7 separate regions of the Homo sapiens genome follow, and regions 1, 2, 4, 5, 6 and 7 are each linked to region 3. The links are chromatin loops, found by intact Hi-C in ENCODE. Cell type or tissue: Caco-2. All regions are shown on one strand. Each heading gives the region's core, and the rest is flanking DNA. Links, peaks and the distances in the headings are about the cores only.

The links. A loop is a pair of places that touch in the nucleus more often than their neighbours do. Peaks named below come from ENCODE experiments on the same cell type or tissue, not always from the same donor. Only the 100,000 strongest peaks of a DNase experiment are listed, where the experiment ranks them.
Region 1: it touches region 3 in a loop (20-fold over the local background); 62 of 110 quality-filtered maps call a loop at or near these places.
Region 2: it touches region 3 in a loop (10-fold over the local background); 34 of 110 quality-filtered maps call a loop at or near these places.
Region 4: a loop joins it to region 3, with 8 times the contacts of the local background. A loop is called at or near these places in 19 of 110 quality-filtered maps.
Region 5: it touches region 3 in a loop (3-fold over the local background); 2 of 110 quality-filtered maps call a loop at or near these places.
Region 6: a loop joins it to region 3, with 20 times the contacts of the local background. A loop is called at or near these places in 87 of 110 quality-filtered maps.
Region 7: it touches region 3 in a loop (9-fold over the local background); 87 of 110 quality-filtered maps call a loop at or near these places.

What each region holds. Positions count from the first base shown.
Region 1 is chr12:40,945,116-40,949,607 of GRCh38, reverse strand. All of the region lies in intron 14 of CNTN1 (contactin 1), which reads right to left. Among named protein-coding and RNA genes, the nearest start is that of PDZRN4, 240 kb to the left of the region's middle. In Caco-2, for the core only: a CTCF peak has its summit at 2,753; no DNase peak of the experiment used is centred there.
Region 2 is chr12:41,680,938-41,685,429 of GRCh38, reverse strand. No RefSeq gene overlaps it. Among named protein-coding and RNA genes, the nearest start is that of LINC02400, 81 kb to the left of the region's middle. In Caco-2, for the core only: no CTCF peak of the experiment used is centred there; no DNase peak of the experiment used is centred there.
Region 3 is chr12:42,022,668-42,027,159 of GRCh38, reverse strand. LOC105378247 (a long non-coding RNA gene) reads left to right here and starts at 558. Exons shown (of 4, transcript XR_944875.4): 1 at 558-723; 2 at 2,666-2,871. In Caco-2, for the core only: a CTCF peak has its summit at 2,771 (motif pointing right); a DNase peak (open chromatin) is centred at 2,799; H3K4me3 peaks cover 213 bases; H3K27me3 peaks cover 210 bases.
Region 4 is chr12:42,329,732-42,334,165 of GRCh38, reverse strand. The region is part of intron 1 of PPHLN1 (periphilin 1); the gene reads right to left. Among named protein-coding and RNA genes, the nearest start is that of PPHLN1, 5.8 kb to the right of the region's middle. In Caco-2, for the core only: a CTCF peak has its summit at 1,690 (motif pointing right); no DNase peak of the experiment used is centred there.
Region 5 is chr12:41,745,265-41,749,756 of GRCh38, reverse strand. No RefSeq gene overlaps it. Among named protein-coding and RNA genes, the nearest start is that of LINC02400, 17 kb to the left of the region's middle. In Caco-2, for the core only: no CTCF peak of the experiment used is centred there; no DNase peak of the experiment used is centred there.
Region 6 is chr12:41,275,220-41,279,711 of GRCh38, reverse strand. All of the region lies in intron 3 of PDZRN4 (PDZ domain containing ring finger 4), which reads right to left. Among named protein-coding and RNA genes, the nearest start is that of PDZRN4, 89 kb to the right of the region's middle. In Caco-2, for the core only: a CTCF peak has its summit at 2,469 (motif pointing left); no DNase peak of the experiment used is centred there.
Region 7 is chr12:41,260,674-41,265,165 of GRCh38, reverse strand. The region is part of intron 3 of PDZRN4 (PDZ domain containing ring finger 4); the gene reads right to left. Among named protein-coding and RNA genes, the nearest start is that of PDZRN4, 75 kb to the right of the region's middle. In Caco-2, for the core only: no CTCF peak of the experiment used is centred there; no DNase peak of the experiment used is centred there.

The sequences.
Region 1 (4,492 bases), core at 281-4,280, 1.1 Mb after region 3:
AACCTACGTCTCAAAAAAAAAAAAAAAAAAAAAAAAAAGAAAGAAAAGAAAAGAAGAAAACCCACAAAAACAGCAACAACAACCAAAATAGTGAATAGAGACAATGAAATATTGAACAATGAGATCACATGGACACAGGAAGGGGAATATCACACTCTGGGGACTGTTGTGGGGTGGGGGGAGGGGGGGTAGGGATAGCATCGGGAGATATACCTAATGCTAGATGACGAGTTAGTGGGTGCAGCGCACCAGCATGGCACATGTATACATATGTGACCTGCACAATGTGCACATGTACCCTAAAACTTAAAGTATATAAAAAAAGAAACCTTTCTTTCTAGTTATAAGCATTCTACATAAAATGTAAATAAAAATAAAAGATTAAATTGTAAAAAAACAAAAAAAAAAACAAATTGACTTCTGTTTTATCATTTTTCCTCTCCTTTTTCTTGTCTTGCAGAAACAAAATTTCTGTACAAGATCACAGCATGATCTAGTTTTAAATACATATTTGTAAAATCTAAAGACCTTTTTTGATATGTTTAATAAAATTTTTCTTTAAAAAAGGAAAATAACGTTTGGGTGAGAAATCTGTCTTCTTCTCTCTTGAATGGTATTGCTTATGCACTCAGAAAAAATGCACACCCACATACCTGCAAACACACACCTAGCATACCTGTCTACAGGGGATCATTAGGAATTGCCAGGAACTTCATAGTTAGACCACTTGAAACTGTGTAGACATGACTTACAGTGTATTGCAAAGGTGGCCAACAGTGTAGGGAGAATGAAGTAATTTGGGCAATCTGAGTGAGCATACAAGGTTCATTAAACCAGATTAGAGAATAAAATGTGAATTGAACAGTATTGCCTTGTAGAGCATCAAATACTTATGGGAGAATTATTTAAATAGACACAGACATGAACATTAACCAAAAGATGAATCAAAGTGGTGGAGATTACAGGGTTGGCAGTCAGGCCACCTGGTATCAAATCTTCTGTTAGCCTCTAGCGACTTGTATGATTACATGGGACCAGTTACTCAACTTTTCTAATACTCACTTTCCTCACTTTGAAAACTGAGAAAATCACAATAATATGCACTCCACAGAGGATTTCTGTGAAGATCAACTGAGAAATATGTGAAAAACATTTAACCCAATTCTGTCTAAACAGTAAGCCCACAATAAATGTTGGCTATTATTACCTCTTCACTGCCTTCAGCAATGAAATACCCAGATTTTTTTTTTTTTTTGGTCTCAGTCTAAGTATCCAGCACAGCAAGCAGTGCAAGTATTAAATTGTGAAAAATGAGATCTGTGGCTCAAAAAAAAAAAAAAAAAAAAAAAGAAAGAAAGAAAAACTAGCTAGCAAAAGCTTCTGGAATTTCCAATGGGGGATGATTGCTCTCTTATAAAAAGTATTAATAACCACTTATATACTTTATTCGTGTCCCCAATACTCTCAGATGCTGTGCCAAGTCTCTATATGCACTCTTTCATGAAGTAACTAGTTTTTCAAACCCAGTGAAGTAACCTGAATGAAGTAAGTGAATGATTAATCACGTTTTACAGAGGGAAATTCTGAGGCTTAGAGAATTTTAATCCCTGGATCAGAGTCACCACATAAGAGGTGAGAAAATGAAGCCTAAAGCCCAGGTTGGTTTGTGACACAATCTCTGAACAATTCAAGTGATATTTATGAATTCATATAAGACAGGCAATAATGTCCCACAGTATTACAAATTTAACATGTATTTGTAATAAGAGTAATACATATGTGTGTGTGTGTGTGTGTGTGTGTGTGTGTGTGTGTGTGTGTGTGTATATATATATATATATATGAAATAGTGACAATCTCCAAAACTGGAAATTTTAAGGAACTCATGTAATTAACTAACTTAATGGCTCTAAGCAGGGAATGTTGTTAAACAGTTGAAAGAAAATGACCCAAAGTGAATGTCAAAAATTGAGGGCTACTGAAAAATTCTACAGGTTAGGTGCCACCTTGAAAGAGGAATAAAATGAGATATTTAAAATTCATATTTTTGATAGATTGTCTTAAGTCTTTTCTGGAACAAGAAAAGTTATACATTAAATGAATAAATAAAATGGCTCTGCCTTTTGTATTTACTCCAAGGCATTAAGTAGCTATTGAATTAGAAAGCCAAAACAGGAGCCACTTTATAATTGGACTTGAAACATTTATGATCATTTGCCATATAACATCAACAAAATAAAAGAATGGCAGATAAACTGCTTTAATATCTTATTGTATCAAAGCCTCAGATTTATTAAATTTCTGCTTCGAGCTTGTATTTTTAACATCCCCCATGCATGAGTTCAAGTTCCAGTGGAACATCTGACAATTATTACATATTAATATAATACTCAGGAAATTTTTAGATGTTTAACTCCTTAGTGTTTTTCTATAATCAGTACTAGGTGTGCAATTACTGCCTTAAAATTGAAAGTTACATTAAAAAATAAATTAATCCCAAAGTTTTACATAAAGTAGGATTACTAAATACAAAGACAGTGTTATTTTTGCTTTTTTGGTGTTCCCATTAAACTCTTAAAAGAAATATACATCTTTAAAAATGTACAGTTACATTTTTCCTAATAATTACATAACTTTAATTAGAAAAAATATAAAGAAGACATTTAAAAATCACCTATAATCTCACAATTTATTCATAAGTAGGAGCAAATGCATTTGTTTAATTTCATGAAGGAAAAGAAGTCCCAAATTACACCGGGCTGTGAAATTTGAATCCTTATACAAGGTTGCCCCTTAGTGGTTAAAATCAAGAATAGCAAGCTAAAATCAGTGCATACTTAATTATTGAATTCAATTTATTATTGAAACTAAATTGGAAAATAAAAACTTAGGTTCTTGAAATAAAAAGTTTAAAATTTGATTTCCCTATTCCTTTTTATTATTAGTCAGAACTTCCTGTATTAGTTTTTAGCAATGAAAATTGTTAGAACATGTTAATTATGTTGGTTTTGTTAACTGTAATAGCTACCAAAAAACATTTACATCTGAATCTTAAACTCTTGGGGTATCATTGGTTTATTTTGGGCTGGTGTCCATGTCTATTTCAGTGTTTTATTTAACCTAGTGCCTACAACTGTGTCTGCTTATGGCATGTGCTTAGTACATATTCTTAATGAACAAATGCTATTCAATTGTTGAAATATTGGGAGAACTACATAAAATACCAAATCATTATTTAAGAGACATATATATATTCACTAAGATTTTCATAGGAGGAGCCACTAATTCTGAGAATGATCTATTAACAATCCTAGAAGCAATTAATAGCTGTTAGGACTATCTTCCAAAAGGTGGATCAAATATTTATAGCGTTTTTACTTAAATTTTGCATGGCATATTGACCAGTGAAGTTTAACTTTGTAGTTTGCCTTAAAAGAGAAGGAAGGTGCCAGGGATAGCTTCATTAGTCTTGTGTTGGTTTGAAAGATAGAATTCAGTTTAATTATTTATTTTAAAATGATTCTTATCCAGGCTTTTTAAAAATCGAGATAATTGAATGCATCTGTCCATCTATGACATGCTAAACATGTGCATTTGATATTCTGATTCAATTAAGATGCTTATCTAGTCAGTTGAGTAGGTTTGCTCCCACTGTCAGATCATTATTTGATGGAATGAACTGAAACCTGAGGTGGTGAGCCTGCGGTCAGGACTCTGCTCTGGATTAGCTGGAGGGGTAACTATGTGAATCTCTGCAGCTATCATCTGAAAAGGGAGAGTGTGCACTAAGTGGCCACAAGGTCTTTTACATTTTTATGGTCTAATTTATTATTTGTTTCCTAATTAGTATTCCAGTTATTTCTTTGTTTTCCTGTTTTTTTTTTTAAAGGGGACTGGGATCTATTTTTCTTTCTCTTTAAATTCCTTTTTTTTTCCATTTTCTTTTTGCAGTCATTATTTACATGTACCAGCACAATGTAATTAGTATTTTAAAGAATATAAATAAGCTCTAAATATGAAGTTTCAGTTTAGGGCAATTTTTGTCTGCAAATTTATTTACATAGACTTCATTGCAGCTATTAGTTACTACTTTATAAACTATGGTTGTGGAACTTCTAGACTTTACTTTTGAAATTATTCAATTTATAACACCAAAGATAATTCTTTCAAATTCAGAAGCCTACTTTTTGAGAAAGTAAGATCCCTGTTTAGCTTACTTTTTTCCTTTAAAATGAATAAAACCCAAGTTGTATTTACTTTTCTTGCAAAATAAAATACACTTTAAATAAAGTATTGGAGATTTTGGTGCCAATTTGACTAATTTTGGGCATGTGCAAAATAGTTTCAGATCTATAAGGAAAATATATTACATGGTATATAATGTCAAAATACAAAATTTACAGTTCTCTGCCAATTCTCAATTGTTATTCTTTAAAGTATAATTTTGGTTCAGAAACTGAAAGAGTATTGGTATGTTTACTAGAGGTGTACA
Region 2 (4,492 bases), core at 270-4,269, 340 kb after region 3:
TTTTATGGCTGAGTAGTATGCCATCGTATATATACACCAAATTTTCTTTATCCATTCATTGGTTGATGGGCTGGCTCCATATTTTTGCAATTGTGAATTATGCTGCTATAAATATGTGTGTACAAGTGTGCTTTTCATAGAATGACTTCTTTTCCTTTGGGTAGATACCCAGTAGCAGGATTGCTGGATTAAATGATGGTTCTACTTTTAGTTCTTTAAGGACTCTCCCTAGTGGTTGTACTAGTTTACATTCCCACCAGCAGTGTAAAAGTGTTCCCTCTCCACCACATCCATGCCAATATCTGTTATTTTTTGATTTTTAAAATTATGGCCATTCTTGCAGTAGTAAGATGGTATCTCACTGTGGTTTTAATTTACATTTCCCTGATAATTAGTGATATTGGGCATTTTTCATATGTTTGTTGGCCATTTGTATATCTTCTTTTGAGAATTGTCTATTCATGTCCTTTGCCCATTGTTTGATGGGATTATTTGTTTTTCTCTTGCTGATTTGTTTGAGTTTCTTGTAGATTCTGGATATTAGTCCTTTGTTGGATGCATAGTTTATAAATACTTTTTCCCACTCTGTGGGCTTTTTACTCTGCTGATTATTTCTTTTGCTGTGCAGAAGCTTTTTAGTGTAATTAGTTTCCATCTATTTATTTTTTGTTTTTGTTGCATTTGCTTTTGGGTTCTTGGTCATAAACTCTTTGCCTAAGCCAATGTCTAGAAGAGTTTTTCCAATGTTATCTTTTACAAATTTTACGGTTTCAGGTCTTGATTGATATTTTAGTGTATGGAAATTATGGAGCACATGATTTTAATTTTTAATATCATTAACCTATTTTACTTTGTAAAAGCTTTCACATTTGGTTTTTAAAAACTTTTTATAATCTTCACTACAAATCAGAGGAATGGGCAAAGTGAGTATTCTTATTCCCATTTACCAGATTAGATCACTGATGCTTAAAAAGAGTAAGGGATTTTTATGAAGATTGTAAGACTACATGATGCATCCAGAACTCAAATTCAAGTCTCCTGTTTTCTAGTCAAGTGCTCTTTAAAATTCAAGGAGACCATTTTATCTTTTCAAACCTGATTTTAAAATGCTTTTACAATTCAGGTCTCTCCCTGACATCCTTTAGTAAAAACCCATCATTAATTGCCATTTATGTACATCTTAAGAGAACAAAATCTGAAGAGCTTTAAAGTTGGAGACATTTATTTTGTCTACAAGTACATTTTTAAGTCACCTGTTTTCAGTTGTTTGAGACTGTATGACCACCTGCAACAGACATTCAATTGATAAACTCCTAGGAGGGTGACTCATTTTCAGTATTTCACACACACATTTGCTGAATACATCAAAGAAAGAATACATCCTAGCTGACTAGCGTGTTTAGAAGTGGAAAAGGAGAGCTCCAATCATAATTCCTTCTTCTATTTTAATTTGCACGTGCTGAGGAAGGCTGTCTATTAATCACCTACCTCAGACAAACAACCTTACCACTTAAAGGATTTTTAACTTCTCAGAGCGTGATGACTAATAAATCACTGTAAGGTTATTCCAGTATGGAAAATACACATCTTTATAACTCTGCAGTACCTCTAGCTTAGTGCCAAGGTTTCTCCCTAATGAAATAACTTTCTTTTATAGGAATAAGAGCAGGAAGTAAGCGATGAGTGAAAGCCAGAGGTAAAAGTTTGCACATTTTTATGCTGACTATTGAAATAAGAACTTGAAACAGATATTTGCTTTCTTTGTGTGAGATAAAGATGCAGTTTTTTTTAAAAAAAGAAAATGATAAATATTATGGCCCCCATAGAAAAAATACAGTTTCCCCCAAATACTGTAAAAAAAGGGTTTTTGAAAAATAGCAGGATAAAATGTGTTAGAAGAAAAAAAGCTTTTACTCCAGGCTACCATAATGAAGAAAAAGTGTTCCAAGTGTGAACTAATGAAGTACAAGGTAATGAATATTTAATTTGTATAATTTACCAAAGTGCTTTTAGAAATCAGAGCTACATTCTTCATAAATATAATGTTCATTAGGCCTTAACTGTATCTTACATGCAATTACTGTATCACCCATACAACTTCAGCACGGTATGGTGTTGAATAAAACCCCTCTGAGAATATCTTGAGGGTGAGGAGAGAAAAGGAGAAGTAAAACTGCTAAGCCTATGAAATTTGAATAGCCTACCTTTGGCAAGGAAAATATGAAGGGCTTTGCACATCTGGCATAGGGGTGGTGTTGGGCGGCCAGCACCTGCATGAACAGAATGGCTTCACCTAGGCTCCCTTCTCCCTTAGCAACAGCATTTTGAGGGATTAAACAAAATGAAAGCAGTTTGATGGCTCAGTAGGACATTTTTATCACATTCTTAAAGGTGAGAGAAGTGCTTAAAATCTGACTGATAGGATATCAGATTAAGCAGAGCAGTTTTCAGTAGAAACAAACTTGCGATGTGACATGAATTTTAATATGACCACTCCTGGAGTTCACATAGACTTCAGAACCCAAAACCTACACTCCTTGTCTGCATTATTATAATGGAATGTGATTTTTTTCCCTCTTGAAGCACATATCTTTTTCTTCTCTATTCTTGTATAAATTTGGCAGCCAAATTAACCCTGTCATTAGGGGGTTAGGTTAAACTTCAACATTTTATTTGAGGAAAATTTTTGAATATCTAATGAGAATCAAAGTTGGCAGTAAAATAAATGATATTCTAATATCTTTCAAATCGGAAAACCACTCTTAATAAGATAAATTTGACAAAAGAGATTTCTCAGCTTTGAAAACTCTACTTTCTCTTTGCTTTGTAATGTTTCTCTACAATTATTCTGGGGCTGTAAAATTTAACATTGCACGAAGACATTATATATGGTTCCACAGTCAATCCCACCTGTTATTACTAATTTCAGCACAGGCCATCTAAGAAGAGTCACAGAGCACTTTCAAATGTAACAGAGATATCCTTTTCTTTGGAAAAATGGCCTCGTCATGTGATTCATAATCAAAAAAATAATAGCACTACCTAAGAGGTGCAAAGAGTTTAGGGATAAAATGGAACGACTGAGGACTGAATTAATATGGGAATCATTAGTGTATGCACCTGCCAAGGATTTCCATTAAAGCATTTAAAGAAAAATGATTCTGACAAATTATACATTTTATGAGCAAAGATATGCAACCTGCTGCATTTGGCATTTTGTCTTTCCATTCCTGAAAGAAAGGTAAACTTCCTTTCTATGAGTCAGTGTAGTTGGCAATCTCTCCAGTGGCGTTGTCAATTAGCTGAGATGACCACCTGGAAGCCCTTGGTGCCAGCTGGCAGGTCTGGCCTTCAGGGAGCCCCTGCTGGTTGAACTTAGATTCTGTCCGAATGAAGGGAGACTCTGTCAGGGGAGTATTTTGGCAACTTCCAGTTATCATTTAAAAACTCTGTTGGCAAGGATCTTTCATTAGCTTATCATTTGACGAAGCAGGAAAATGCAAGTTCATTTTACTACAGGAATAAGCTCATGATTAAGATGGCCAAAGTGAATGCATTATGGGATTAAATCCTGGAGGAAGAATTTGATAGGGTGTTAAACTTGACATAGTAAAAAGATTATGGAATTTTAGTGCTAGAGAGAGAAAAAAAATCAATCATTCACCTATCTTGACCTGAATAAATGAATTGGAGAATAAAGACAACTATCCAGATAATTTTATAGATCCACAAAATTTTATAGGATTGAAGGAAATCCTAAAGAATTTAAAGGTACTATGTTTAAAGCATTTGCAGGAAATCTAGTTGAGGACATTCAGTAGTTAGTTGAATGACAATGTAGGGGAAGATGCAGAAGTGAGATCTATGTGTTGTCGCATTGTGTAAATGAATGACATCTCCGAGAGAGAGAGGAGAAAACTCTGAGGTAAGAGGAAAGCAAGAGGGTTATCGCAGATATGTTGTGGTCAAATGGAGACAATTCATATCATATGGCCTTTACTTTCTCAAGTATATAGGAGGCGAGATTCCTATTGGCTGAAAGTGAAGAAGATACACATGGATTTGAGGGTTTTGTAGGAGTTGGAAACACAGGAAACATTTATAACACAAATTGCATGAAGTGAGAGTCAACTGCAGATAAATGATTGCCCAGGAGTCTTGATGGGCAGCTGATGTTAGATAACATGGATTGGCTGTCATTCCAGCTGCCATCACTGCATGACTTTTTCTAACATGTTCAGCAGTCAATAGTAAGAGAGGAGTGATATGATGATTGACATTACTAAAGGCTGGAATGGCTACGATGGATAGTTCCAGGTTCTGAGTGACCTTTAAAACACCAAATAGCAAGAATTGGCACTATATAGAATGCACAGGGAAAAAAGATGCCTTGAGGCAAAATTAAGCTGTCTTCATAAGTAGTTCTGACTTTCATGTATCTCATTTCCTTGACTGTACTTGCCAATTTTATGGTTTTATACACTAGAATCAC
Region 3 (4,492 bases), core at 354-4,353:
GAGTCACGCTCTGTCACCCAGGCTGGAGTGCAGTGGTGTGATCTTGGCTCACTGTAACCTCCGCCTCCCAGGTTCAAGTGATTCACCTGCCTCAGCCTCCCGAGTAGCTGGGATTACAGGCGCCCACAACCATGCCTGGCTAATTTTTGTATTATTATTATTATTTTTTATTTTTTAATAGAGACAAGGTTTTGCCGTGTTGGCCAGGCTGGTCTAGTACTCCTGACCTCAAGTGATCCGCCCGCCTCAACCTCCGAAAGTGCTAGGATTACAGGTGGGAGCCATTGCGCTGGGCCTCAAATTATTTAAAACACATTTTTAGAATTCCTAAAAAATTTCATTGGGACTCAAAATTTCATACATTTCAAATATAAAAATGTATAAACCTAGAAAACCTCAAGTAATATAAAAATTTATGAAAATAAGCATACATTATAATAGTATAAATTATTCATCAATAAAATCTATAAAATAGTGTCTTGTTTTCTTTCTGCTTTTTCTTAGATATGGGGTCTTGCTATATTGCACAAGATGGTCTCCAACTCCTGGATTCAAGCAATCTTCCTGCCTCAGCTTCCTAAGCAGCTGGGACTACAAGTACACGTCACCACTCCTGGCTCAGACATTTTCTTTTGACTATCTTCAAGTCACCCCATCTCTTTGAAGAGTACTTTTTGAAAATTTCGTACTTTGTTTTTTTAGAGTGACAGTCTTTTTATTATGGTAAGCTGTTCTATTTTGTTTTGAAGAGAGCATTTCTGCTTGTCTTTGTTTTTCTTAGTTTCATCATGCACAGACTGAGACTTATGCTTTCAGTGGAAGCTCCAGTTGCACATCTGTTTGCTCATTGCGGCCTTTATGGGTGTAGATCTGTGTAGATGTAAAAAAATGAACACAGATTTGTTTTGTTGCATACATCAAAAATTGAGTCATTGATTTTTGAATACATAAAGGATTTAGATTTCATGTTTTTTGGAAGTATGAAAATATCAGCATCATTCAGAACTAAGTATGTATTTCAATACTTAAGAATATCATGGTTTACCAGAATACTGAACATGGTATCATAAACACTAAGTACCATACTATCAGTTTTTGATCACTTTTCTTCTTCGTTTTGTCTTTCTGCTTCCTTGGCTTATAATTCAGATTTGTAAAATAACATGAGTGTGGCTGAATTGTGAATTATGTAGACCCCTGTGACTGGACCTGAAAACTTGACCACTTTTTAGGACCACTTTTTATTTCTTTGAGGAAGTGCTTGCTTACATTTAAGCAACTGACTTAAAAATGGGCTTTTTGTATTGCAGCATGTCTACTAGTCAATGTATGAAAATATTAATTTTATATATAGTTCTTATCTACTCTACAATAAGAAAAGCTGGACAGAGACTTAACTGGTGAACAAGGATAAGAATCTAAGTCTTAACAACCAAATCAACAGCCCCTATTGAAAGCTCATTTGAGCTACTGCATTCTGCTGAGGGATGGTGCTCTTTTATAAAACTCATGTCACAGACTAAAACATTTGTCCAAACTAACTTCTCATAAACCTAGCCTCAGACGTGAAGAAGCATCTATGTAAAGACTGCGTTTACAAGGGATGTCATTCCCTATCACATCCATGTCAGTGCACCCTTGAGTGTCCTAAGTATTAGGGTGAACTATATGAAATTCCTTTGCTTTTGGTAAAAAAAAAAAAAAAATAGCCAAGCAGCAGCAGTTTCTTACAGCGTAACCTATACTTTGTTTCCTGAAGATGCTATTTCTAGCATCTTTTTCTTTCCAAATATTTTTGGGAATATTTGTAATAAAAAATAAGCATAGTTTACCTGTTTCGGTCTCTCCTACCTGAAATTATAGTAATAGAAGCTTAATTAATAAATATCCACTGGAATCAGATGTCGGGAGAAAGTGGCCAAAGGAAGCTGCCTCTGGGTATCACTGTCCAGGTCCCCATCATAGTATCTTTCTAGAATCTTAGGGATGGCGGTACTGTAGGTGAGACTTCCGAGATATTTGTGGCTGTCCTTGACATTCTGTCCACCATTTTTTTTTTCTGGTCATAACACACAAGCTCCAAATCATCTACATTAGAAAGCCAATATCTAGTCCTAAACATTACGTTTTCATTCATAGTTGAAAGAAACTCAGTGTCCCACTGTCAGCTCTGAAAATAGACTATTAAAATAGAATTACATACCAAGTGCAATTAAGAACAAATCAGCCAACTTGGTGCAAAGTTTCAGCTTTTTTAGGAAAGCAAGACATCCTTTGAACCATTTGCTTTAAATTCTAATGTTACTGTAAAAATATTTAATAACTCAAAAGGTGCTGTTTCTTTTATAACATAGTTGAATACATTTTCCTTCTTCAATAGTTCTCTTTATATTTGTATAAATATCAGCTTGTGTGTACGCCATTAATTTTATGGTACTTACAATGAATGTGAAGGAAAGCTCTGTAATTGGGGTTAGATACTTTTATTATGAAATGCATGCCCTAGTTTAGTGCATACATTAAAACATTATAACTAGGTTTGAATTTCTAATTTCATTTTTGTCTGAAATCAAAGAAATTTTATCTAGACTATCATACCTAAAGAAAACAAAATAAATACGAAAGCTCGCACTGTAACAAATAAATCTCATGTATTCCTTTATAGTGGAGAGAATTGCTTTGCAAAGGAGTCCAGGTCCCACCGGAAGGACCCCCTTCCATACACCGTAGCAATTCCGTAGCAGCCTCGACTCTCCCCTCGACGGACAGCAGATGGCGCTGCGCTTCCCATTTTGCCGCCTCGGTGGCGGGACAGGAATCCAACTTTGGCAGAGCTGAGTTGAAGATTGCAAGCGACCTATTCCGAGCTGGGTGAGCAAAGGAAACTACGCATTTAGAATCACAGTTTACCTCGCTTCATACTGATCTGTGCTCTGGAGGACGTGCAGTTTCTGTTACATGTGATCCAGGGGGCTGCGTGTGTTGGATTAACCGGGCTCATTACGTCTTACAAATTGCTTGTCAGGAGAAGGCAGCTCGGGGCAGGTTGAAAGACTGTTATCAGCAGCACTCAACAAACATCAGCGAACGGACACTCTCTTCTTCATCATAACCAATTTGTATTTATGAAAGATCCCTTGGTGCTCTTTAGTGGGCTGCAGTGAGAAGATGTGATTTGGAACTTTGAGAAGTTTGTGGTCAAGAAGGTGACCTGCAGATATTCAGTCAAAACTAAACAACCACAGCCACACTTCTCTGCGTTCCTGCTTCATCCACTCATTGTGCCCAGGGCTCCCCAGCAATCTCTCCGCTCTTTAGTCTTTTGGTTTGTGTCTGCTTTCTTCTTCTAGGTCTGTTCCTTTGGCTAAATTTGCATGTGTTGACCGTGGCAAACAGATATATTTAGCTTTATTTTCTTAAATAACTTATAGAAATGCTTTTTGGGTGGGAAAGTGATGACATTAAGTATAATAATCATGTAGTTTTCAGCTAGTTGGGATCTTAGGGATTATTTAACTCAACTGATTAAATAATACTGTGAGAAAGTGACGCCTGGCCATGTGCAATGCCGTGCTCAGTTCACATAGAGGCAGAGTGAGAACTCTGACCCAGGTTTCTTGAGGATCAGTCTAACAACCCATCTGATGTTATGCTCGATTATATTTTTAAACAAGTACAGATCATAAATGTCAAGGTTAATTTATTTCCCTGCCATGCGGATCATGGATGGATATTGGTCACACTCATCGCACAGCCATACGTGCAAATCCCTCCCCACCATTCCCATCAGAGTCAGTGGCTTGGTTCTCTTTGCTGCTGTTCCCTTTGTTCACACCTATACCAGGCACTAGCCCCGTTGTGCTGGAGTTTCCTCTCTAGACTATGAGATTGCTAGGAACAGGCATGCCATCTCACTCATGTTTGTGCCCTCTGTGCCCTGCGTAGTGCCTGACACCTCATAAGCTCTCAGAAATGTTGACTGAATGAATGAACTTTTGGTGGAGACTACCTTGAACATAGCAAACCAGGGTACGGTGGGAAGCCCTCCTCAGGCTCTGGACATAGAGACACGCTGGAAATATAAGAGAAAGCCTTGAATGTATAGCTCAGCTTGAAAGTGAGAAAAGACACCCTTACATGCTAAAAACAAAACAAAACAAAAAACAAAAGCAACAGCCAGAATTCAGAGTGTTGCAGAGTAGAAGCAGAACAGGACCTAAGTAGGTGGCGGGAAAGGAGACATTTTCAGCAGGATGAATTGCAAGTGAGTTTATATCCATAGAACCTTACAGGACAGGCAGCCATTCTATGTACCTGAGCTTTGTTTTATATCTGGATGCAAGGCCCTGGAACTAGGGCATAAAAAGTTGCTTAATGACTGCATGCTTTTGGAACCCCTTCTTTTGTGGACCTCCAAGGTGCCACATAAGCTGCTTTGGCTTTATATATTTTGGAGGGTAACTGATGGTAGAGACCATCCAGTAAGTCAGTG
Region 4 (4,434 bases), core at 1-4,000, 310 kb before region 3:
AAGGGAAGTAAATTGTCAACATTACTCCTCCTCCCCCACCTTTACTGAATCCACTAAAGGTTTCAGTCTAAAGAGTTAGATTTTATCCTTTTTAAGATACAGTACAGAGAAATAGTAACAGCAATGAAGTAAAGTCAAATCAAAGGGGAAAAATGTCAATAGCTATACCCAGAAGAAAAACAGACATATAAGCAAACAGTTCACAAAAAAATACAAATGGCTCTTAAAAATCTTTTGAAAAGATGTTCAACCTCCTTCAAAATAAAGAAGATGAAAACCAAAACTATAATGGCATACTTATTTTCATCCAAAAGCTCTGCAAAAATCCAACTGCAGTGATGAGATTAAGGAAAGCAACACTTACATAGGTTAGTAAAGGAGGTTGGCCGGGCGCAGCGGCTCACGCTTGTAATCCCAGCATTTTGGGAGGCCGAGGTGGGCGGATCACGAGGTCAGGAGATCGAGACCATCCTGGCTAACACAGTGAAACTCTGTCTCTACTAAAAATACAAAAAATTAGCTGGGCGTGGTGGCGGGCGCCTGTAGTCCCAGCTACTCGGGAGGCTGAGGCAGGAGAATGGCATGAACCCGGGAGGCGGAGCTTGCAGTGAGCTAAGATTGTGCCACTGCACTCCAGCCTGGGCAACAGAGTGAGACTCCATCTCAAAAAAAATAAAAATAAAAATAAAAAATAAAAAATAAAAAAAAGGAAGTATAATTGGTACAGATTGGGAAGAATTTGGCAATATTTATTAAAATTTTAAAAACACATATGCTTTGACCTGGCAATTCTACTTCTAGGTATACTTGTACACTTGCATAGCAAAGATTGAAAGGAACTTAAAATATCCATCAAAATAGCACAAATTAAATTGCTGAACCAATCAGTTACATTTATACAAAAGGAATATTTTGTATTCCTTTTGTAAATTGATCAATTATATTTATACAAAAGGAGTATTTTTGCAAACCATTTCAAAGAAAAGTAACCCCAGTAACAATATGAAAAGACTGCCAAGATATACTGCTAAGCAAAGAAAAGCACAGTAAAAAGACCAGGTATGAATATATATGCATATGTACAGACTACTCCTGGGAGTAACAAGAGAATGCAACAGCAATTGCCTCTGGGGAGAACTAGGTAGCTGGGCAGAGGATGAATATTTTACTGCATAATGTATATATACTATTATGTATTACAAAAGTATGTAACTGTTTTTAAAGTTCCTGAAAATCATTCAATAAGCATAACATGTGAAGTGATGATAAAAATGATGAATGTAAATTAATATACTAAAGGAGAATGTAAATAAAAATAAGGTTTTGTAATAAATGAGAAAAATAAACAATAAGAGTTCTAAAGAAATAGTATGTAGTTTAATACTGAAATATTAAAATTTACCGGTGTCCCACAAAAAATGTAACAATAACTACTATATTAAATACTACTATACTATACTTACTTGAGTCCTTTTAGGAATCAAATTTAACGTTTTCAACAATTTCCTGTAAGGGGGGGAAATACAGACGTAAAGATTTGTGTCTGTATAAACCAACCAATATAGAGAAATAATTAAATCTTCATTAATTGTATAAACAGAACTCTCAGGCCAAACTCGCTTCAAACACACTCTTGAAAATAGAAGATATCATTTTGGCCACCAGAGGCCACCCAAGTTTCATAAGAACAAAATTATAATAACAGAATTCTAGTCCTAGAAGTCTAGTCTAGAATTTTGCCAGTTGAGAGCTGGGCAGGTCATCTCTCTTATCCTTATCTCTGAGATTGTACTAGATGTTTAAGGTTGTTTTTAGCTGTTATTGTAAACAATGACTTCAAAATACCTCCATAGTTTAGTATGATGAAAATTACCATCTCCTATGGTAATTAGAAGACAGAATACACTAATATCACCTTATATTCAAATGGAAACTTGCAATTTTCTTTTTCTTTCTTTTCCTTAGACAAGGTCTCACTCTGTTGCCCAGGCGGGAATGCAGTGGGGCAAACACACCTCACTGTAGCCTTGACCTCCTGGGCTCAAGTGATCCTCCCGACTCAACCTCCCTAGTAGCTGGAACCACAGGCATACCACCACACCTGGCTAATTTTATTTTTTATCAAGTCATGGTCTTACTATGTTGCCCCCATGCTAGAACCTTGTAATTTTTAAAGGATTTAAAAATAGCTGATAAGTACAGCAAGCTTCCTGATTAGCGGCATATGTTGTTTATGATATTATCCAGGCTTAGGAAATTGACCAATCAGTTACATTTATACAAAGGTGTTCAGACTCCCAGTGAGTGATCATGTTACCTGCCACATCATCACTACATCTCCTCATATCAGTGCAGTTTCGATGGTACTCCAGAAAAGTTATCTAAGCCAACAAGATATTCAAACTGAAGAATCAACAGAACAATAGAAGGACCCTCTACATCACAATTAGGCAAAGAACAGAATTAGAACTCAGTGTGGAGAATACAAGCTTCATTCAGAAGTGCGCTAATAACTGGTTATGGATTATAAAAATCTCTTTCTCTTATGCCATATTCAATGAAGACGGTATGTTTAATATACCATCATGGGATATTTAATTCCAGAAAGAAAAGAAGCCTTTCTTAGAGCACTCCACTGGGCTATCCAACCACTGTTATGTTAACTTCAACTGAGGGCTGAGAGATTATGGAGGACTTGCACTCTAAGCAAAAGTGTCATGGAAATTGAGAAAACAAAGTCATAGGCAATATCCTTCTGTCAAACCATTAACACTCTGAATCCAAAGTCAAGATAATGGATCTGTTTTTTCATTTTAACCAAACTGGTTATAGTAGCAACTTAGGCTATAGTAACTCTGCATTCCAATCTAGTCAGTTTCCATTATTAAATACACTCAGGATAAATAGCTTCCCCTCCCCACCAAAACTCATTCCTTCGCTTTTTATATTCTTTCAACAACTATTGATAGCCAACTAGAGTTACTGAACAGCAAAGTCACATTGACCTCAAACTTCAGATGAACATAGGTCTTTGCACTGGCAATTCCCTGCACAGAATATTCTTCTCCAGATGTGGGGAAAAGAAAGAGAGATCGGACTGTTACTGTGTCTATGTAGAAAAGGAAGACATAAGAAACTCCATTTTGATCTGTACCATGGCTGGGCACGGTGGCTCACGCCTGTAATCCCAGCACTTTGGGAGGCCGAGGCGCGCGGATCACAAGGTCAGGAGATTGAGACCATCCTGGCTGACATGGTGAAACCCCGTCTCTACCAAAAATACAAAAAATTAGCCAGGTGTGGTGGCACGTGCCTGTAGTACCAGCTACTCAGGAGGCTGAGGCAAGAGAATCGCTTGAACCCGAGAGGCGAAGGTTGCAGCGAGCCAAGATTGCACCACTGCACTCCAGCCTGGGTGACAGAGCGAGACTCCATCTCAAAAACAAAAACAAACAAACAAAAAAAGATCTGTACCCTGAACAATTGTTTTGCCTTGAGATGCTGTTAATCTGTAACTTTAGCCCCAACCCTGTGCTCACAGAAACATGTGTTGTATGGTATCAAGGTTTAAGGGATCTAGGGCTGTGCAGGATGTGCCTTGTTAACAACATGTTTACAGGCAGTTTGCTTGGTAAAAGTCATCACCATTCTCCATTCTCGATTAACCAGGGGCACAATGCCCTGCGGAAAGCTGCAGGGACCTCTACCCAGGAAAGCCGGGTATTGTCCAAGGTTTCTCCCCAATGAGACAGCCTGAGATATGGCCTCGTGGGACGAGAAAGACCTGACCGTCCCCCAGCCCGACACCCATGAAGGGTCTGTGCTGAGGAGGATCAGTAAAAGAGGAAGGCCTCTTGCGGTTGAGGTAAGAGGAAGGCCTCTGCCTCCTGCATGCCCCTGGAAACGGAATGTCTCGGTATAAAACCCGATTGTACATTTGTTCTATTCTGAGATAGGAGAAAACCACCCTGTGGCTGGAGGCGAGATATGCTGGTGGCAATGCTGCTCTGTTATTCTTTACTACACTGAGATGCTTGGGTGGAGAGAAGCATAAATCTGGCCTATGTGCACATCCAGGCATAGTACCTTCCCTTGAACTTATTTGTGACACAGATTCCTTTGCTCACGTTTTCTTGCTGACCTTCTCCCCACTATCACCCTGTTCTCCTGCCGCATTCCCCTTGCTGAGACAGTGCAAATAGTAAACAATAAATACTGAGGGAACTCACAGACTGGTGCCGGTGCAGGTCCTCCATATGCTAAGTGTTGGTCTCCTGGGCCCACTGTTCTTTCTCTATACTTTGTCTCTGTGTCTTATTTCTTTTCTCAGTCTCTCGTCCCACCTGACGAGAAACACCCACAGGTGTGGAGGGGCAGGCCACCCTTCATCCAGGTATCTGTGGAATTAACTTTCCTGCCCTTCAATGTCACCTT
Region 5 (4,492 bases), core at 243-4,242, 280 kb after region 3:
GAAATTAGAATCCTTCTGTACTACTGGTGTGAATGTAAAATGGTACAACCATTGTGGAAAACAGTATGGAGGTTCCTCAAAAAAGTAAAAATAGAATTATTGTGTGATCCAGCAATTCCACTACTGGGTATATACCCAAAGGAATTGAAATCAATATGCCAATCAATGAGATATCAGCACTCCCAAGTTTATTGCAATATTATTCACAATAGTGAAGACACAAAAATAACCTAAGTGTTCATCAATGGATGAATGGATTTCAAAAATGTGGCATTAGTACACAATGGAACACTATTTAGCCTCAAGAAAATAGGAAGCTCTGTCATTTGTGACAACATGGATGAACCTAGAGGACATTATGTTGAGTGAAATAAGATAGGCACAGAGATCAAATATTGTATGTTCTCCTTATATATGGAATCTGAAAAAGTCAAACTTGTAGGAGTAGAGAATAGAATGGTAGGTACCAGAGACTGGGAGAGTGGGGTCGGGAGATGGAAAGGGAAAGGAGAGCACATGGGTCAATGACTACAAAGTTACAGCTAGGAGGAGTAAGATCTGATGCTCTACTGCACAGCAAGGTGAATATACTTCATAATAATGTCTATTTGAAAATGTATGTCTAAAAGAGAGGATTGTAAATGTTCTCACAAAGAAATAATAAATACTTGAGGTGATGAATGTGCTAATTACCCAGATTTGATCATTGTACACATGTATCAAAATGTATGTATGTATATATATCACATGTATACATGTATCAAAACATCACATTTTACTCCATGAATATTATTATCTCTCAATTGAAAATAAAACTTGAAAAACGGGCTCCTTAAAGAGTGATTCATTCCAGGGCTGGTGCAAGGAAAATATAAAATGAGGCTGGAACGTCTTGTGGTGCCAGAAAATAAGGAAATGCTCACACCCAAAAAGAGGAGTGTGGGATGGAGGTGTGCTTGTTGAAAGAACACAGGAACCAACCTAAAGGAACCTGTAATGGCCAAAGCTGAAATAATTTTAGCAACAAAATAAATAATAACACTGTTAAGCCTTAATCCATAGAATTAAGTAAACAAATATTTTAAAATAGCCATGAGTTCATGAGTCATTATTTCTAATGAACTGAATAAAAGAATCAAAAGAGCACATCTCTTTCCTCTCCCCACTTTGATTCACCATCTTCTGCCTTTATGTTTTCTTCATCTGTGTATCTCCATGGAGCCTGGCCTCACATTATTCACATCGTAGGTGCTCAATAATTATTTATTACTGAATAAGAAGGGGATTTCTAAACTTGGACTTGCAGAGGAAATAGTGAGGAAGCTTATCTGCTTAAAAATCTCACTTCAGCCATTTTTCACATGTCCTTTTAAATTTTCTGGCTGGAGGCTTTTCCTTTTTCAAACAGAAGGAGTGGCCTCTTTACACAAATTCTGGAGGTCAAGAAGATTTTTGATAGATTTTACCTGGGGTAAGTCTAGTAAGGGTAAGCCATGGAATATTAGTGAACTGTCAGTGGATGATCAATATTAGGGACTGCTTCATTTTAAGGGGTTGAAGTTTTCTCTGAAGCTACTGTTAGAAACCAGGCTTGCTAAATGCTGTACTGTCTCACTTAAAAATCTCACCAATGATTTAAAAATGAAGCGTGATGAATTGGTTTACGTTCTTTTGCCCTTCCATGGAGTATCTCATTGCAGTATCTTCCACCCTTCACCAGGCCTGTTAACTCAACAGGGCTGTGGGTGATCAGAGCCACTTTATCTCTGCAAACCACACAGGCCATGACATAGAAACTCTTAAAATAGTGCCTTCCAAAGTCGCTGATTTCCTAGGGCTATTTTTTCATCTTTCCCTTATCAGATAGGGGTGAATACTCCAGGAATACTGGGGAGACTTCTATGGACACCATTCAAATACCCACCCTCAGCTGGACTCCTTTCAGAAAGGCACATGTGAAGCCAACATCTGGAGATCTCTGATATGTGAAATTCAACATTTTGAAATGAGACAAGCAGAAGATCCTTCAGGGCTTCCTTGTTGGTGAAGGCCATTAGCTATTGATTGGCCAGAGTACTTTAGTCTTCTAGTTTCAGGTGGTATGAGTTTTATAAATGTGACTTTGAAAAAATTTTTACACAACTGCAAGTGAAAATACATTTTCCTTTATAAAATAGCCCACAGCTTTCAAACAGTGATAAATCATCTGAGAGCCTTAGCAGGTTTGAAAAGCAACATTTATTGGCTAACACCGTCGTTTCTTTTCCCACCCAGATTTCCTCTCAAAGAAAATTTATAAGCATGTCTCTCTGATTGAAATATCTCCCATAACAAAACTGGATTGAAAATGTAGTCAATTCATTGTTTTTGCCTTCATAATAACTACGCTGAATGGACCAGATAGTTGATCTCATTGATTGTGAAGAAATCTTTTAAGTTGGCTGGGAAGAAAAAAATCAAAAACGATTAGGCCGGAAACCCTCAGAGTCGGTGATGGCATAAAAACAAGACTTGTGTTCTTTACAGACCAACTTTCTGTCTTTATTGAGGTATCTAATTTGGAAAGTTATTTTTTTCCCCCCCTGAAAAGGGTAATCGCTTTAATGACAACAAAATGTATTATTTCTCTGAAAGTTTTTGCATTCTTTTGCATCCAGATTCTAGATTACAAAAAATAGTAAGTTTCTAACTTTCCTTTTAAAATTAAAAAAATGTATTCACTCTTGATTGAGAAAAAGTGCAAAAGCAATTCCTAATTACTCCTGATTCTAGCCTAAGCATAGGGTAAATCAATTTGGGGTATTTAAAATCACCGAGTTGCACTCTGCTGAAGCCTTCAGATATTTTTCTAACCATTTATCTTTTGCACATGTAGAGATTGAATCTCTGCTCCTGGCACTAGGAATATTTCTGGAGATTCAGGAATCAAAGGATAGATCCCTTAGACATTACTTTTCCAGGGAAACGAGGGGAAAAATTTTTATTACTGAATAAACGAAAAAAAGGTTTTAATATCGTAGTTCTTAAGCTAGGTTTGATAGAGTCTGACTTCTGTTTTGTTTCTCAGCTACTGACTGCTTTTGAGGCCCATTTCTTTCTCTTCTCTTCTTGCCCCACATTTGGACGAGCCAGTAAGAAAATTCATGAGCTCCTTCCCTTGGCACCAGTAGGAAGTTAAACTATGCAAGCCCGCCTTTGTGGGAGGCAACCTTCGTGCTGGCCCCATTCTCCAACAATAATAAAAATCAAAGCTACTCATCCTTCCCTCCAGCCAAGCCATTTCAGAGCAGCTTGAGTGCTTGCCTTGCTCTCCCCAGAAAACCACATTATGAGAATAATCAACCTTTTTCATACCCTCTTGGAGTGTGTGTTATAGCACCAGTCTCAACATCTGAGCCAATTTTGGGTGGAGGATTGATCCTGCTGTCTAAGGGCAACCACAAAATTACTGGTGCTATGAGTAGGTGGTCGAGGCCACACCATCTGGACCGCTACCACCTGGGGGTCTTCTCCTGCTTTTGGCTTGCTAACTGGCTCTGCTGCCTACTGGAGAGTTTGCGCTTTTAGCTGTTGCTTGTTGGCTGGCATGAGCTTTGAGCTGTGTAACATTATGCTACATTTGCCAACTCCAACCAAGCCTCTGTCATGGATTTCACTGACCTAAGTTGGAAGTTTTAATAATTGTCATTTAGGGACAGGAGTATGAGGTGAGCACTTTCCTTAAGGTGGCTCTGGGCCATGCCTTGTGGCTCGGATCTCTGCATGAGTCTTGGATTGAATTGTATGCCTGGATTTCAGCATAAGCAGTGGCCAACACTAGATTTGGGAATGACTCTTTGCCTATGATCATTGGTTGCATGTCTCAAGCAGGCATTGGCCCTTGTTTTACAGACTGCTCAGGAGAATGACTACACCTTCTCTAATCTATGGGCTCAACAGGTGATCACTGATGTGAGGAAGAGTCGTCACTAGGTGGAGTGCTGGGGTCCACTCTCCAAAAAACCGGTGGTTTATGAGGACTCTACAAAATGCTGGTTCCGCTGTTGCTACCTATGTCTCTGTCATTTAAAAATGTCATAATCCTCAGGGTTTTAAGGGAATGCACCCTTGGCACAGACTCTTATGAAAAGTAGCTCCAAATGCTTCACTCTGTGCCTTTGAGAGGCCTGAAGACACCATTGCCCTGTTGAACAACTATGAAATTGTAAAATGGACTGACAAAGACTGGGTTTAATCAAGTGCTGCAACTTGTCAACATGACAAGGAGTTAATTCAAACCCAATTTAAGGTTAGGGTCCCTAAACCCAGGAAAGCAATAATTGCCATGAGGAAAGCCCATAACTCTGATGACACTAATTTGGGACTCTCTGGAGGAAGACATTTGTAAATGTGAGTAGGGTAGGAAGGACCCTCCCTCTCTTGCAAAGTATATCCAGTAACCATTCGAATAAAACAGAACAAAAACTTTGACAGAAGGGAAGGAAACAAAAAC
Region 6 (4,492 bases), core at 196-4,195, 750 kb after region 3:
AAAACATTAGTACTTCCTTGAAATAGTAATATGTTTGATTTCTACATTTTCAGTTTTAAGGAAATTCACATTTCACACAGACTGGAGCCAGGTCAATTAATATTCTTATCTGAGGACACAGAGACTTATTTAGGTTAATAAATAAATAAATACAAGCTTTCCTAGAAAAACCAAAATAGAAACTAATTATTCAATAATAGTGGCTCCTACTTATTGTTGGAAACTACTACCCATCTTTAAATACCACGACCATCATTTTTTATAAAATGAAGATGCTGCTTCTCATTTAAGTTCATAAATTGGGCCAACACGTTTTAGCTTTTTAGGTTTTAAAAACTGCCTGCCTACTTCATGTAAACAAAATCAAAGCTGAGATGACTAGAAATAATATTTTGACAATTTTATTTTCTCTTTTTGATTGCTTAAGAAAGTTCTTAAATAATTTTGAGTTTAAGGGAATCTTATACATCTCTCTAGTTCAGCATTCTTATTTTATAAATGACTTATGTCAAGAATGACTGATTTGTTTAAAGTATAAAAGAGCATTGATTCTCAAATGTTACCAACCCAAACATTTGAAAAACACTGTATACCCGAACCCTGCGTGTAACTGGTTTCCCAGTGCCCTTTGAGAGTCACTTAACAAGAATCCTAGCACATCGTTATTTTTATGTCACCCTGCCTTTATTTTTAGTGTCCCAAAAATCCTTCTGGAGTTATAAATATGGCAGGATATTTAACTGGGACTTTTTCTTTCTGTTTTAGCTGAAGGCTGAAAGGCTGAGATAAGGGCCTTTATCCATGCATCCTTAGTAGGGGCTCCATCACTATGCAGGGCTTGCTAAAATGGCATCCCAAAACAAATACTGAGACCCTCCATTTAATCCGCACTAAGAAGATATTTAGAAATTAGAAAGTTCAAAGGATGGGAGTGTTTGGAATAGAATTTCCTTAGGAACAGTTGTTGTGATGTAGCATTTTCCGCTGTTCCCTTATCTCTATCTTGAGTAAAAGGACTTTCAAGGGAACTACTGGACAAGGTTTAACTTTGAATGAGGTAGGGAATTTTGATTATTAAGAGACTGTTTTTATAATTAAAAGTTACTGAAGCTATGGGACTGCTTTCACTTTTCATCAGAAGCACAGAAATAGCTGGCCCCTCTAGCAGGGTTTTAGGGACAGTGGAAGGAAAAATAATGCTTTATATTGCACCATATTGAGTTCTGCTCTTTCAATGTAATCGTTACACAAAGTAATCTTTTGTAAAGTCAATAAACCTGTTCATTTAACAGACTGCTAAGATTAACTAATGTGTGTACATTAACCCATCTCAATGATTAACCTTCTGAACAAAAGAAATTAAAAAGTCTCCTTGAATTTGGTGAAAAACATTATCCTGGATAGGGAGATGACAACCTTTTCTGGTATCTTGTGTCTATGTTTTTCTTCCATGACTTCTGAATATAACATAAGACTTAGCTTGGAGGATATATCCAATCATGGCCTTATAAAAAGCCTCCTCTTTCAGTCTTATTATCTTATGAGTCACGCATATAACAAAAGGTAAAAGGGATTTGAATTTTGAGTACAGCCAGGGAACAGGAGGAAAAGGATCATCTTAGTGTCCATGCAAACATATTGAGTGCCAAAAGTCTGTGTTGACTTATAGCTACAGCTTTTACATCTAAGAGCGTCATTAGCATAATTGGCTTTTGGATCAGATGGAGGCCATTAGCCTTAAATTCTTTGCCGAGGACTAAAATGTCTAACTAATATCCTTTTTATTCCACATCACCTTTCACTTGCTCACATAAATTATCTTCCTCTCCCCTAGACATAAGAAAAGAAAATCATCTTTATCCATACGGAACCTCTGTATGTGAATTCTATTTATAGCTGCTAATCTACCAAAGAGAAATTGATTACCTCTAACAAACATTACTTTTCCTACACACCAAAGAGCAGCAGAGTCTCTTCAATCGTTGCAACAAGAGCTGTTCACCAACCTTATTTCAGTTGGAGGTTAGACTTTCGTTCCAGCAGTAACTCTAGATTAGTGTCAGCACAGCTGGGGATCACTGATTAGTCCAGCTAGTCTGGTCTACAGAGTCAATCATCCACCCACCTGGACCAGGTGAGCTATCACCACAGTGAGCGTAAGGTGAGAAAGAGATTGGGATAAGAAGGCCGGCCATCTGTTTATAGACATCATATCTGCACTGGTGCATAAACTGAGTTCACAACGCTCAGAATGAAAGCGGACTCTTTCCTCAGTGGGAAATTCGCCTCTGCAGTGCCTGTGAGCTAACAAATCCACCCAGAACTCACGCCCGTTTTATTTTCAGCAACGGCCTTGTAGTTAGGGGCAGCAGGATTTTATATCGTTGGCCCTATAAATTAACTAAAACTACGTGAAAAATGAAAAGGCTTCATTTGATGGGAAGCAGGGTTTTAGTACCCAAGTTCAGATGCTTGCGTACTCTGCCATCTGCTGGTTCATGTATGGAATGTTTAAAATTCCTGTGCACGCTCATTACTGTTTTTTGTCTGTTTTGCATTTTCATTGTTCTGCTGAATTTATGAAACTGATTTTTAAAGTTGCAATTTACAACAACATACTCAATTTGTTGCTAGAAGTGAATCTCTTTTAAAGAATTGTTATATTTTAGAATACATTGAGATTTAGAGAAAAGTGGTAAATATAGTACAGAGAGTTTCCATATATCCAGATTCCCCTCTTGTTACCATCTTGCATTAGTGTGGTACATTTGTCACACTAGCTAACCATTATGCATGACATTATTATTAAAGTAGAACTGGGTCTCTAAGAATGGTAAATACTGCTGACTCTGGTTTATCCAGACAAATATAGGGTACTGACCATAGATAGATAATAAGAGTAGCTAACATTCCTGCCTGGCACTTTGCTTAGTACTTTACATACATTAGCTGATGTGATTCTTGTAATCTGCAGAATAGTATGACTACCTTCTATTCCCAGTGTATTAGGAAAATAAATCTCATAGTGATTGCTGGCCCTAACATTAAGAGCTGTGTGACTTTGGGTAAGTTTTATTCAAAGAATTTCTCATAAATTTATTGCAAGGCTTTAATCAATGACTATATAATGGGAAACACTTAGCAGAATCTATGACACATATGAAATATGACATGTATAAATATGATGTATGAATATATGAAATATATATTTTCATATTTCATAAATATATTCATATTTCATATAAATATATGAACTATGACGTGTATAAAATAATCCCCAGGTCTATCTGAATCTATCTGAGGCCAGGGTCTACTCGTTAAACTGCTACAATAACTATAATATACTAAAAAGGGTTCTTAAAACACCAGAGAAGAGCTTATTTGTATAAATCATTTTCTTGTATGGTTTCTGCTTTCTTGTATTAGGTCCCTGTTTCTTTTTGGTTTCCATTATCTCCCCACCACCTTCCATATGAAATTTTAATACCACAAATATGCTGTATATCTGTTTACATACTGCAGTTCTTTGGAGAGCCACAAACCATTGTAATATGTAAGCTTTCTTGCCCTCCAAGGACCAATATTTGTCCCTTGGGATTGCTGTCATCCCTATCGAGAATGTCCTAGGCTTCCTACACCATTCACCCTTCTCATTAATAACAACTGTGAAACTACTGCTAGTCAACCACATCTACCAAGATAGAAAAGCATATAAATCTGGAGTTTCCTCTGCCTGTAACCATTTACCCAACTCCGAAACTCACAAGTACTATCATAGTCTTCTCTAGTCTCACATCCCTCAAAATCACCTTCATTTTTCACATCCAGCCTGTACATTTTCTCTAAATTATTTCCTTAGATTCAATGAGTCTCCATTTTTATTTTAAAAAGTGAAATGCTTTATACTCATCACTGAAACCTTTGTAGGCAGATATTAAAAATTATTTCCTACTCTTGTGGCCATATTTGGGTTTGAATCCTATCTCCTTTACTTACTATATATCTATAGCCTTATATGTAATAATCCCTCAGAAATGATTATTTTTTTAAAAAAATCCACAGTATACTCTTATAAAATTTTAAGGGAGATAAATAAAAATTACACCAACCGCCTAGCACAGACCCTAGCATGCAGTGTGTAAAGATGTGGAGCAGAGAGGATCTATTTCCTTCCTGCCTCCCCTGTCACTCCACTGAGCTCACTTCTTCTAAGTTTGTTATTCAGGCCACTGCAAAAATCCTGCCAACAACTTGGCCTCAAAATCACTTAATGGGAAAGAACTGAAAGATTGAATTTTTGGCAATGAAAACTATAAAATATTGGGACTTACATTCTAGTGGGTTAGTTCAAGTAAACTGATAAATAAATATACAACAAGTGGTAGTAAGCATTATGAAGAAAAATGAGCCAGTAAGAGAGTTATGATGGGGAAGAATGCTAATTTTATAAGGTGGTAAGACAGAGGCTATCTGAAATACGGACTTTTTATCA
Region 7 (4,492 bases), core at 218-4,217, 760 kb after region 3:
AAGTTTGTTATTCACTTTTAAGGACTCATTTGACATTATATTGTGGACAAAAAGGTTTTTTTACAATTTATTCTAGATTTGGGGGGTACATGTGCAGGTTTGTTACATGGATATGTTGTGCAATGCTGAGGTCTGGGCTTCAATTGAACCCGTCACCCAAATAGTGAACATAGTACCCACTAGATAGTTTTTCATTCCTTTCTCTCCTCCTTCTTTCCCTCCTCACTTTTGGAGTACCCAGTGTCTAGTGTTTCCATCTTTATGTTCATGAGTACCCACTTGTAAGTGAGAACATGTGGTATTTGATTTTCTGTTTCAGCGTTAATTCACTTAAGATAATGGCTCCAGCTGCATCCAGGTTGCTTCAAATGACATGATTTCATTCTGAAAAAGGTTTTCTACAATACAATTGTAGAAGGAAATTTACTGCACCATCTATTTGTATTTATCAAGTTAAATATACACCTGCAAGATTTAAATTCAAATTTAGAATAATTTATTTTACAGCTCTAAATATAAATAAAAGATTAAAATTCAGCTGATGGTTTGTGTTTCAGAAAAATAAAACACTAATGAAAAAACAGAACTAAATAATTCCTTTTGGTAAGAATGCTGTTTTCAAAACTCAGAGAGGCAGAGTAATACTCTGTTCTTTCACTAGTATATTTTCTCAGCTTCAGAGCAATATTATATTGCCCTCTAATGGATTTTTTGAACCACTACAAACCACTACATGATAAAAAGAAAATAAGAAAAAGAACATATTTCAAAGGTGATAACAAATTTCCAAGAGCTATGACTAAGTTCAATTCTAACTACTATTGGTATGATGCTTTATTCATAATGATTTTAAAAAACAATGTCATAATTTTGTAAATTGTATACACTCAGGTTGAAGTTTACTTTCATAAAGCCAAAGTCACTTGATAGTCTTTGCAATTAGAGAATAATTAGCTCTGCCAATACAATGTTTTCATTATTTTGTTATCATATAAATAAATAACAATGTATTCATTGTACCTACAGCCTTAAGTAATTATATGGCAGCTAAATGATAGAATTTCCATAGGTTTTTTCTCTTTCCTTAAATTGGTAAATTTATAAGTCTGCACATATTGTTAACTATACTTTTATATTTTCAAATATTGCTGAAATTGAAAGGACAAAAAGTTAAGTCAAGGGTGTGTTTTTCATGGAGTCAGTTTTGGGCCACAGCTTGATTTTACCTTTGATCACAGAGGTAAAAGCATGTTGATGGATAAATGTAAACCTATTATCAATACAAGGGGAAAGGAGGAGCCTCCTTCTTGTATTTTAAGGTGTGGGATTATATATGATAAATATTTTATTGTATAGTTTATACTAGTAACTTGCTTTTAAATTTAATATAAGCACAAAAATTCATGTGATTGCTAATTCTTATTTTCTACCAACATTTTGCTTTTAACTTATTGATAGACTCTATTTTCATTTTCTTTAGAGACTGAATTTTGCTCTGTTGCCCAGGCTGGAGTGCAGTGGTGGGATCTCGGCTCACTGCAACCTCCGCCTCCCAGGTTCAAATGATTTTCCTGCCTCAGCCTCCTGAGTAGCTGGGATTACAGGCAAATGCCACCATGCTCAGCTAATTTTTGTATTTTTAGTGGAGACAGGGTTTCACCATGTTGGTCAGGCTGTTCCTGAACTGCTGACCTCAAGTGATCCTCCCGCCTTGGCCACCCAAAGTGCTGGGATTACAGGCATGCAACACCATGCTGGCTAATTTTTGTATTTTTAGTAGAGGCGGGGTTTCACCATATTGGCCAGGCTGGTCTTGAACTCCTGACCTCAAGCAATCCGCCCACCTCGGCCACCCAAAGTGCTGGGATTACAGGCATGAGCAACCGCGCCCAACTATTTTCATTTTCTTTAAGTGAATACAAGATACATTTTGATAAAAAGGCTTTATCAGTACATTCCCCCACCACCACCAAAAAAAGGTATCAGCATGACTAATTCATTTTATATGTCTCATTGATACATGTACGTGTGTGTACACACACACACACATTATTTTTGCTTTGAGACTTCACTAAAGGAATCAGTAATAATTTCGAGGAATCACTGAAGTTACCTTAAGCATGAGGTAATCTATACCATGTAAATTTTATTAAATAGTATATACTATGTGGTTTAGTTAGTGAGATATATTTTATATATATATACATATATACAGTATTTTTTATCCCTACTTAAAAAATCAGGCTAAAAATGGTAACTTAATTGACTGACCTATTAATCTTTAAGATTTGTCTTCAATTGAATTCTAGAAACGCCGACATCTTATCTTGCTCTAGTGATCTACATTTACCTTCTAATAATTTTACATAGAATCCATCTAAAATGATATTTCACTATTAAAATTATCTAGCATATCTAAACAAACAGTATTCAGCTCATGACTAGTTTCCCCTTGAGTTTTCTCTGTCAGTGATCACTTCTATAGTTTTACTTAATGGTGTTTATTAACCAATAGCAATTTCACCCTTTCAAAATCCAATCTTCCTTCAAATATCATCACAAATTCTATGTCTTCAATGGAAGTTGTATCTTTGTATCTTTTAGTCTGTACCTCTACAACCATACTGATGCTATTGCATAAGAAATTATTATAAGAATTACACATTACAAAATAACTGAATTTTTTTCCAGCTCCCTCACTTACTTGAAAGTTTCTAAAAATCACAAACCTTGACTTACTCATTTTTGCATACTCAGGCCACGGGCATTCCATTTTATGAAGACACTCAACAGAAGCTTCTTAAACAGAACCAAATGTATGATAACACATCAGACAAGGGCCAGCAAGTGAACGTTGTGGACACATAGGTGACTGCTTATCTCAGTGCATGGCCGTAGACAGATTGTGGTCATGGTCTTTCAGCAGGCAAAACTATAATGAATGTTACAGCACTGTATCATCAATCAGCACCACTGGGAAATGGAAAAAGAGTTCCAGAAGTCCTCGTTTTGGAGAAGACGCTAATTTAGGGAACTGGACCAGTCATCTGGGAGGCATGAAGGAGTACAAATGGAATCACGGGGGAGGCAATGGAAGGATGAAGATTGGAAGAGAAATTGCAATCACCGGACAAATGTCCAGAGTTTAATGGGGAGCCAGTGAGCCCATCTTCAGGACTTCAGGCTGCCCATTCTGTACCCTTCCCATTCTTGCCCACCACCACAGATACTATTCTCCCCATCCCATGTTCTCTGGCATGGATCTGCCAGCATAAGAATGCGTTCCTCTTTCTTACATTACACTTCATTGTAAATTGCTGGATTTGGTAGAACTGAAGAGATTTCAAAACAATAAAAAGAGAAATAGAACTATTTGAGGCCGGGCACGGTGGCTCACGCCTGTAATCCTAGCATTTTGGGAGGCCGAGGAGGGGGGATCACGAGGTCAGGAGATCGAGACCATCCTGGCTAACACGGTGAAACCCTGTCTCTACTAAAAATACAAAATATTAGCTGGGCGAGGTGGTGCACGCCTGTAGTCCCAGCTACTCGAGAGGCTGAGGCAGGAGAATGGCGTGAACCCGGGAGGCAGAGCTTGCAGTGAGCCGAGATCGCGCCACGGCACTCCAGCCTGGGCGATAGAGCGAGACTCCATCTCAAAAAATAAGAAAACAAACAAACAGAGAAATAGAACTACTTTGCCTTTGTGAAAGAATGAAATCTAATTTCTTTAATTGCTAAATCTTGATTAAGCCTTCAACTTCTGATGAAGCAGAACTCATCTATCACAAGTTATTAGATTTCTAACAAATAATCCACATGGAATGGGGCTTACACATTTTCCCTTAGGTATATTTTAAAGAAATTTGTAACTGCCTCCTACTAAATACTACAGTTTACATTCTTCACAAATATTCTGAATACGTTTTTCGAAATGCAACGAAAGGTAGTTTTTTTTTTCTAATAAAAATTGATACAAATTAGGATGAGAAACTCTAGGGAATTCCTGAACCCCTAGAAAATTTGCATATCCCTAATAAACCAAGAGGACAGAGAATCCTATGTCTTTTAAAACTGGGATGTGCTATGGAATTTATGAGGCAACATAATAAATATAGTGCATCTTTCTGCATCACCAATTTAACTCAATTAATAGAAACATGTTTTTTTCTAATTAAAAGGGAGAGATAAATCATGGAATTTGATTTCCATAAAACACAAGATTTAAAACTATCTTGACTACGGGGGGTGATATTGTAGAAAATCAGCAGAACCACGGGGTTAGAAGCTCGTTATTTTCTGTCAGGGATATTTCAAGTATGAGAAATGTTAATGTTTCTCTGTGGATGAAACTAAGGAAGTGCAGACTATAGAAAATCCAAATTATGACTTCAATTGTACACAAGTTTATATAAGATTCTTATTACTGACTTTAAAATATATAATAGCATCACCTTATCTAGACTCATAGTGGGCACAACAGACCATCAGT